Linked DNA regions of Homo sapiens: region 1 is linked to region 2. Evidence: chromatin loops called from intact Hi-C (ENCODE). Cell type or tissue: heart left ventricle. All regions are shown on one strand. Each heading gives the region's core, and the rest is flanking DNA. Links, peaks and the distances in the headings are about the cores only. Region 1 has its middle 9.9 kb from the start of HTATIP2. Region 2 holds the start of LOC107984418 (a long non-coding RNA gene).

What was found. A loop is a pair of places that touch in the nucleus more often than their neighbours do. Peaks named below come from ENCODE experiments on the same cell type or tissue, not always from the same donor. Only the 100,000 strongest peaks of a DNase experiment are listed, where the experiment ranks them.
Region 1: a loop joins it to region 2, with 6 times the contacts of the local background. A loop is called at or near these places in 92 of 110 quality-filtered maps.

The regions. Positions count from the first base shown.
Region 1 is chr11:20,351,594-20,355,984 of GRCh38, reverse strand. No RefSeq gene overlaps it. Among named protein-coding and RNA genes, the nearest start is that of HTATIP2, 9.9 kb to the left of the region's middle. In heart left ventricle, for the core only: CTCF peaks have their summits at 558 (motif pointing right) and 1,958 (motif pointing right); no DNase peak of the experiment used is centred there.
Region 2 is chr11:20,130,091-20,134,481 of GRCh38, reverse strand. It overlaps LOC107984418 (a long non-coding RNA gene), which reads left to right and starts at 2,093. Exons shown (of 3, transcript XR_001748477.2): 1 at 2,093-2,181. LOC124902643 (a long non-coding RNA gene) reads right to left here. Exons shown (of 3, transcript XR_007062615.1): 3 at 2,181-4,176. In heart left ventricle, for the core only: a CTCF peak has its summit at 1,882 (motif pointing right); DNase peaks (open chromatin) are centred at 1,981 and 2,231; H3K4me3 peaks cover 842 bases; H3K27me3 peaks cover 616 bases.

The DNA of each region.
Region 1 (4,391 bases), core at 272-4,271, 220 kb before region 2:
TTAAACCTCTTTCCTTCATAAATTACCCAGTCTCAGGTATGTCTATTAACAGCAGGAGAATGGACTAATATAGTCGGTAAACAGGACAAATATTGGTCATTTTTAAACGAAAGAGTTACTTGATGAACTCTGCACTTAATGGTTAAAGATTAAGCCGAAGGTAGTGTTCAGGGAAGAGATAAAGACAGGAGGGGGCTTCTGGTGAAAGCTCTTGCCAAAGTAACCTACGGGATGATGAAAATATGGACCGATGTAGCCACTGCAGGAAAGAGGAGGAAGTAATGCATATGAAAGACCTTATTTTTTAAAAAATCAATCTTGTTCTCTCCAACAACATGGAAAGAGCATAAGTTTTTGAGTCATATGACCCACGTATAAGCCCCAGTTTGTATACTGACTAGCTATGTACGTTTGGTCAAGCTCTTAGTTTTAGTCTTTTTATCTGTAAGTTGAGGGTAATGGCAAACCTGCTTATTGCATAGGTTTATAGCAAAGTTCAAATCAGATACCACACAGCACTGGTTGTGTGCTGTGACAGTATACCACGTGGCCACATGGTGGCGATTTGCAATTCTGACTACACATGGACATCCCTTGAAGCTTTAGAAAAATAAAGATGCCTGAGTTTGCCCTAGACCTACTGAATTAGGAACAGCAGTTTTAAAAACTCCTTGAGTCATACTGCTGCCCAGTTAAAGGAGAAATTCACTGTGGAAGGACATGGTATTAAGATATAATATCCATAAAGAAAATGAACATAGTCTTCACCTTAGAAAGACCATGTAGTGGCCTGAAGCAAACTGGGGTTCAACTCTCCTCCTTTAAAAAAAAAAAAACTTATGAACATCCTTATAAATCAGGAATTATGATTATTATGGATTCATTTTGTATTTTTAGTAGAGACAGAGTTTCACCATGTTGGCCAGGCTGGTCTTGATCTCCTGACCTCAGGTGATCCACCCGCCTCGTCTCCCACAGTGCTGGGATTACAGGCATGAGCCACCATGCCCGGCCAATTATTATTAATTTTAATATTATCACTAATTATTCAGTTTCATGTAAACATAAAACAAGTTCCAGTTTAATTCTAACTAAGAATTTGAAATATCCGAGCCTGTTTATCCAGCCACTGGGACAGGACACCCAAAGTCTACTTGCTGGGGTCTGAGGAGCTTCCTGGGAGATAACGCATCCAAACAAAAGAAAGATCCTGGTACGAAAAGTTTCACCTCATAAGAAAGATTTAGCCATCAGAAAGGAAGGAGGGTGATTCAAATACAACGTAGGATCTGTTTCTTAATGACATTTACTTCCTGAGCTTCTGCTAGTTTCCCATGGCTTTGTGTAACAGTCCTGTGGTGCACACACAGTGAACCCGAAAAACCAAAACGCTTGTTTTACTAAGGAATGAACAAAAAGCTCTGCAAGACAATGAAGAACAAGCAGCACTGCTTGGAGGCTGCCTTTAAATAAAGGAAAAGTGGAAGGAGAATGGCTGTATTTTATTCTTCCAAAAGGAATTTCCTGCAGTTTTAACTCCTCAAAGAATTCAGAGCCTTGGCCTCAGAAAGGAGGAAGAGGGTAGATGGAGGAGGGGAGGGAGAGGGAAAGAGAGAGAGAGAGAGAATGCAATGAGAACAATCTTATCAAATAACACAGTCAGACAGGGAGACATACTTCCAAAAACGCATTTCATAGATTGTGTGAGTCTTCAGGAGCAGGAGCTGAAGGGACTTCAAATGGATAAGGACAATTTCAGCCTAGGAAACCCAGGTTAAAGGATATTTTACAATTCCTGACATAAGCACTGATTAGAGTAACATACAGGGAAGAAAAACAAGTTTAGTTTATAAAGGTTTGTGTGTACAACGCAGAACATAAATCCAGATCCAGTATCACCGTCCTGCACTCCTGGAAGCATCGCAATCTTGACAGTTGCAGCTAGGAAGCACAAGAGGGCGCCAGAGAAGGTGGAAATGTTTTATTTTCCCGGGTACCATTCAGTGTTGGAAAATCCCCTTTGATCTATTTTTTTCCTTTTTTACCATTAATTCTAGTTAACTCCTTTTATCTTTATTTATAAGCATGCTTACTATTAGTTCTCTTGGCTTTTTTAAGAAATGGAATGACTATGAGCCTTAAGTTTATTGGCTAATATTTCATTATTAACTTGGTTAAGTTGAGGGGTGGGATAGTTCACAAGTGAAAAAGCTAAAATAAGTAAGCAGTTTGGGAGAATGCAGAAGGGAAAGAAGTTGCTAGTGATGGATTAATTAAATAAATTAACATTTACTGGTTGGGTGCCCAGTCGTGTGTTAAACCCTATGGGTAGAAAGATAAAATGCACTCACAAATTTTCATCGAAACATCAGAAGTTAAAATTTCATAATACCTTATTTTCCCTATTTGAAACTCTCCTTATCCTCTTCACCTCTTCATCTGTTAATCTCTTCAGAAGAACTATCTGTAATAGTTAAGCACAAAGGCTTTGGAGTAAGACAGCTGAGTTCAGTTCCCAGTTCTTTCACTTTCTGGCGATTAACTTCCTTGTGCCCTACTTTCCTCGTCTGTAAAATGGGATGATAACAGCACCAACCTCATTGGGTGGTGTGAAGATTAAATGAGATCATCCACGTAAAGTGCTTGGAATTGTGTGATATTTAAGAGTGCAGTCTCTATTATTATTACTATTATTTGAGACAGTCTCTGTCACCCAGGCTGGAGTGCAGTAGCTCGATCTCAGCTCACTGCAACCTCAGCCTCCTAGATTCAAGCAATTCTCCTGCCTCAGCCTCTTGAGTTAGCTGGGATTACAGGCATGAGCCACCACACCAGGCTAATTTTTGTATTTTTAGTAGAGATGGGGTTTCACCACGTTGGCCAGGCTGGTGTCAAACTCCTGACCTCAGGTTATCCTCCCACCTTGGCCTCCCAAAGTGCTGGGATTACAGGCATGTGCCATCACGCATGGCTAATTTTTTGTATTTTTAGTACAGATGGGATTTCACCATGTCGGCCACGCTGGTCTCGAACTCCTGACCTCAAGTGACCTCCCGCCTCGGCCTCCCAAAATGCTGGGATTACAGGTGTGGCCTGGCCTTTTTTTTTTTACTTTTTTCCTTTTCCTCGAGAGAGGGTATTGCTCTATGGCCCAGGCTGGAGTGTAGTGGTTTGATCATGGCTCACTACAACCTCAACTTCCCAGGTTCGAGGGACCCTCCCACCTTAGCGTCTGGCATAGCTGGGACTATAGGTGGCACCGCCATACCCAGCTAATTTTTTTTTTTTTTTTAATAGAGACAGGGTCTCACTATGTTATCCTGGCTGGTCTGGAACTCCTGGACTCAAGCAATCCTCCCACCTTGGCCCTCCCAAACTGCTGGGATTGCAGGTATGAGCTACCATGCCTGGCCCGCTATTTGTTCTTGTTCAGGTACTACCCATTCGTAGGATTCCAACTGCAATAATAAATTCAAACAACTACAGAGCTGGAAAGGAAATAATATCTAATCTAATTCTCTCATCTTATAAATGAGAAAATGAAAGTTTGCCACTTGCTAGCTGTGTAAGATGGAAAAGTTCTTCACCTTTCCAATCCTGTAAAAGGGAATAATGAGCCTCAACATTCTCTTGAAGCTGTTGAGAGAATTAAATGAGGTAATGTACATAAAGCTGTCAATATCACACAAAGTCACTGCTCAGTTCTTCCATACTAGGGTATGGTAAAAAAACAAAACAAAACAAACAAAAAACACAAGACACTCCAGCCAACTACAAACCCTAGCCTTTCAAGAAAAGATGGTCAAGCAGTTTCAGATTTTACAATCATCCTTCTCACCAAACCAAATGAATGACACCCGGAAAGACTATGCAGGCTGTACTCACACAAAGGAAGGGCACTCCCTCATACCTCAAACTTTAAAGTGGCAGCTGGAGATCAAAGAGCTTGGAAATTAAAACACAGCCTAGACCTCTCCCTTCTAGGGAGGAAGAAGAGTCTAGAGACTGAAAGGCAGACAGCCAGGAGGAAAAGACATGGAATGTTCCTTGAGGCTAAATTCCCTCTTGGCAATGACATTAGAAGAGCTGAGCTAAGAAACATATTTTTCTCCCAGTTTAAAAGAAAGCTGGGGAGAAGGGCTGAGGAATGAATGCCTTATTCAGTCGTCTCAGATTGTGAGCAGAAGCTTGGGTGGGTGCAGGTGAACATCCCACTAGAAAGCAAACTCCATGAAGACAGGAGTTGTATCTGTTTGGTTCATTACTATATTCCTGCCACCTGGATTAGTGCCTGGCACTTGGCGGATGCTCAGTAAATATTGAGTAAATATATCGAGACACTCCTTAGAGTAGGGAAAAGTGCAAACCTATTTTTGGAGCTTGGGGAATGC
Region 2 (4,391 bases), core at 121-4,120:
ATACAGCAATGTGGTGTTCTTCCTTTGTTCTCATTCCATATGTTTTCTCCCTTCTCTCTTAGTGAATGAGAATTATTATTCCCCCAAACAATATATTTGCTTTAACATTCCTTAGTCACAAATAGTGCTGGAATTACTACATCAATACCACGACCATCAACACATCTACAAAGCAAAGCACAAGATTATATTCCATTAAAATTATATTCCACTAAATTATTAAAGTTCAATTTGATATACAGTTAGGTCTTTTTTCTGTTGATGTTGACGTTTAAGATATCTTTCCATCCTTGCTGATTAACTTTATTTTCCATGTGCATTCTGTAGAGTTCCCCCTCTGAACTTCCTTGCACTCAACTTCCCTTCATCTCACTCCCTCCTCAACCCCTCTTTCTTTTTCTGCCAGACTGAGTCCTTTAAACTTCTGAGCTTCCTTCTACCTCTCCCTTTCTTTGTTCGCTGTCCTTATTGCATTTCCCCATAGGAGCCTAGTTCTGTTCTAGGGACTAGATCTGTATCATGGAGTGAGCCATGCCTCCAGCTCTCATTTCATGTGGAAGAGATGCAGGGCCACAGCCATCACAGCAGACTGGGGGGCACTCTGTAACAGGGAAGCACAGGACTGCTGGGAGAACAGAGGGGACACTTCTCACCCCATGGTTGGGGAGGGGGGGGCTTGCACTCCTTAGCTGGCTCTCACGCTATAGGAAGAAGAGATATTTCCTTGAGTTTTTCCTTTCATGAAGCACCATTAATAATACTGTCGCCATAGAGTCGCTGAGAGGATTAAATGAGATAGTACACGTTAATTGCTTAGCACAGTGCCTGGCACAGGAAAGGAGTGTTGCACAGGTTGGGTATTACTATGTTATTAGTTCTTCGAATAAGCTTTCTACCCCTTGCTCTTGCTCAGCTCCCACTGTTTTGGTTTTTTTTTTTTTTTTTTTTTTTTTGAGACAGGGTCTCACTCTGTCATGCATGCTGGAGTGCAGTGGCATGATCACGGCTCACTGCAACCTTCATCTCTCAGGCTCAAGCGGTCTTCTAGCCTCAGCCTCCTGAGTAGCTGGGACTACAGGTGCACATCATTGTGCCCAGCTAATATTTTTTTAATTTTTAGTAGAGACGAGGTCTCACTATGTTGTCCAGGCTGGTCTCGAACTCCTGGCCTCAAGCAGTCCTCCCACCTCTGCCTCCCAAAGTGCTGGGATTGCAGGCATGAGCCACATGCTCGGCCTCAGCTCCCTCTTGAACACCAACAATTCCTAGATTTGGTCTTTTGAATTACTTTTGTAGATCTTAGATTTGGTGTTTTGAGTTACTTTTGTAGATCTTGTTGGCGGTCTTCATTCCTTTCAGTTATTTTTTTCCTTTTTTTCCCTCTGGCTGTATTTTCAAATAGCCAGTCTTCAAGCTCACTGATACTTTCCTCTGTTTGGTTCCCTCTGCTGTTGAGAGTCTATCGAGTTCATCAGCAAATGAACTTCAGCGATTCAGCAAATGAACTTCTCAGTTTCAAGATTTGCTTGATTTTTAAAATTACTTTAATATTTTGTTAACTTTGATAAGTTTCTGAAATGCGCTTGTGTGCTATCTCGGAGATCACTGAGTTTCCTTAAAACTGCTATTTTGAATTCTTGGTCAGGGAGCTCACCAATCGCCATGTCGTTAGGCCCAGTCACTGGATTTTTGCTTTGTCCTTTTGCGTAGGTCATGGTCTCCTGCTTGCTGGTGTTTTTGTGGGTATACGCCTGTGTCTTTGCAATGAAGGATTATTTATTCCAGTTTTCTCTGTCTGGCTTGTTTGGGTTTCTGTGGGACATCCTTGCCTAGCGAAGCTTCGCGGCCAGGTCGCTTCCTCTTTTTTGGCTCTAGGTGGCGCCCTAAGCCCAGGTTCGCCTCGTCTCCAATAAAAGGTGGGAGCACGGCCTGTCCCAAACAGGGGAGGTTTCAAAAGGGTTATCCTGGCAGTGTGGGAAGGCTGGCTAGGGGTTTGCGCACAGGGCATCAGAGGAACGTACCTTCTACAGCATGGTGCTGCGGAACAGCCGCTCCAATGCGGCGTCTCCTTTGGCCGAGTTACAGGGCAGAGTTTCCGGGCTGGGGTTGGCCCTCGCCTCCCTTTGTCTCCGACTGTGCTCAGGGATGCCGCTCCCTTCAGTCACAGCCACACCTACTGCGGTAAGGCAAGGACCAGGTCTCCTGCCAGGGGACCCGCGAAGGTGGGGGAGTTGGCGCACCCCCTTAGTTTCAATCGTTCCAGTGTAGAAACCGTGCGTTGGGGAGAGATTCCGCAGGATCGGTGCCAGGCCGAATGTGGATGGGCGGAGGTGTCCTGAACACGGAGGTTCCCTTCCCTCACCATCTGCCCGAGGTTTTCCTCTTTTCTGTGGCCCTGGAACAGTCTCATCCTCAGACTGGAGCTCTGGGTTGCTGCTGGTGTGGATCTGGGCGCTGGGTATTTGTTTCTGGTTGTCGGAGGGAGGGGTATTGGAAGCAGCTTGCCTGACGCTGCCATTTCGGGACTGGAACTCTCCACGCTGCGAGTATTGCTGCACGGTGCGTCACGCCCTCCATGGAGCCACACATGCCGCGGTGCGGTTCCAGGAAGAGCTCCGACGGCATGATTTTGGGTCTTCCCTCAACTACTCAGAACGTATCCCACATCGGTGTCGATACGCACGTGTATTCAATTTTGCCGACGCCACAACCATTCTTGCTTCTGGTAACGCTCTTCAGTTTTTCTTTAGCAACCCTGCCCCCCGCTTCTGGGTCCGTGTGGTCTGGGTGTAGCTGATGATCCCCGTACCCCAGCTCAACGAATGGGCACGGAACCCAGGCACACGAATCCACACCAGGACCCACTACGTAATAATCTGCAGGACCCGGTGCAGATGAAAATGCAGGGCTCCTTGTTCGAAAAGTATGAAGAATGACAAAGCTTTGCCCAGAGGTTCATGCCTGTAATCCCAGCACCTTGGGAGGCTGAGGTGGGAGGATGGCTTGAGCCCAGGACTTTGAGGCTGCAGTGAGCCGAGATTGGGCCATTGCACTGAAGCCTGGGTGACAGAGAATGAGAAACTTTCTCTTTTTCTTTTCTTTCTGAGACAAAGTCTCACTTTGTCACCCAGGCTGGAGTGCAGTGGCATGATCTCAGCTCACTGCAACCTCCACCTCCCAGGTTCAAATGATTCTCCTGCCTCAGCCTCCTGAGTAGCTGGAATTACAGGTGGCTGCCAACATGTCCAGCTAATTTTTTTTTTATTTTTTTTTATTTTTAGTAGAGACAGGGTTTCATTGCGTTGGCCAGGCTAGTCTCGAACTCCTGACCTCAGGTGATCCACCCGCTTTGGCCTCCCAAAGTGCTGGGATTACAGGTGTCAGCCACCATGCCTAGCCCCTTTCTCTTAAAAAATAAAAGGAAGAAGAAGTGTTCCACTGAAAAAGTGACCAGAGCCAAGAGGCTCAGAAACTGTAACTGAACCCAAAAAACCCTCCAAGCCTCTGCATCGCAGTGGTGCCTGAGGCAGGTCCAGCGCTCACTTGAGATACAGAGCAAAGAAAAGTCAAGGAAGCAAGGGGATGGGTCAGCAGTGAGGGAGGGCTCACTGATGTGTTGCCTTTGCTTCACACCTGACTGTCCTGAGCCCACAGATGGGAAGTGAGTCCCCACAGGGAATGCAGCAACTTCATGGAAATGAGCCCGCAGATGGGAAATGAGTCCCTACAGGGAATGCAGCAAGTTCATGGAAATGTCTAAACTGAAACCCAGGTCCCCTAGCCGCAATCCAATCACAGGAAACTACATTGGTCTTTACTAGACAGGAGGCCAGAAATAAATTCCAGCCTGGCAAGATCTGGGGCAACTGCTATGGTTTGAATGTGTCCCTCAAAGTCTGTGTATTGGAAATGCAATCCCCAAGGCAACAGTGCTGGGAGGTGGGACCTTGGAGAGGTGATTAGGTCATGATGGCTCTGCCCTCACGAGTGGCTTAATGCTGTTATTGAAGGAGTGGGTTGTGGGTTAGTTTTTGCAAAAGTGGGTCCCTTGTAAAAGGATGAGTTCAGTCGCCTCACCCCTTTCTCTCTCTCTTACCTTTCTGCCTTCTGCCATGGGATGATGCGGCAAGAAGGTCCTTGCCCAGAGTTCAGGCGCCTTGACCATAGACTTCTCACCTTCCACAAAAAATAAATATCTGTTCATTATAAATTACCCAGTCTCAGGTATTCTGTTATTGCAGCATAAAACAAAGACAGTGACCTTTTAAAAACAGCTGTGATAACGATTGCTGTTCAGTTAGGAAGAGTGGACAGTGGCTGCTAATGTCAGGGTTCAGAAAACGATATCCCAAAGTATGGTGTCTTGGCATGCTGAGTGCTTTGAACTGAAT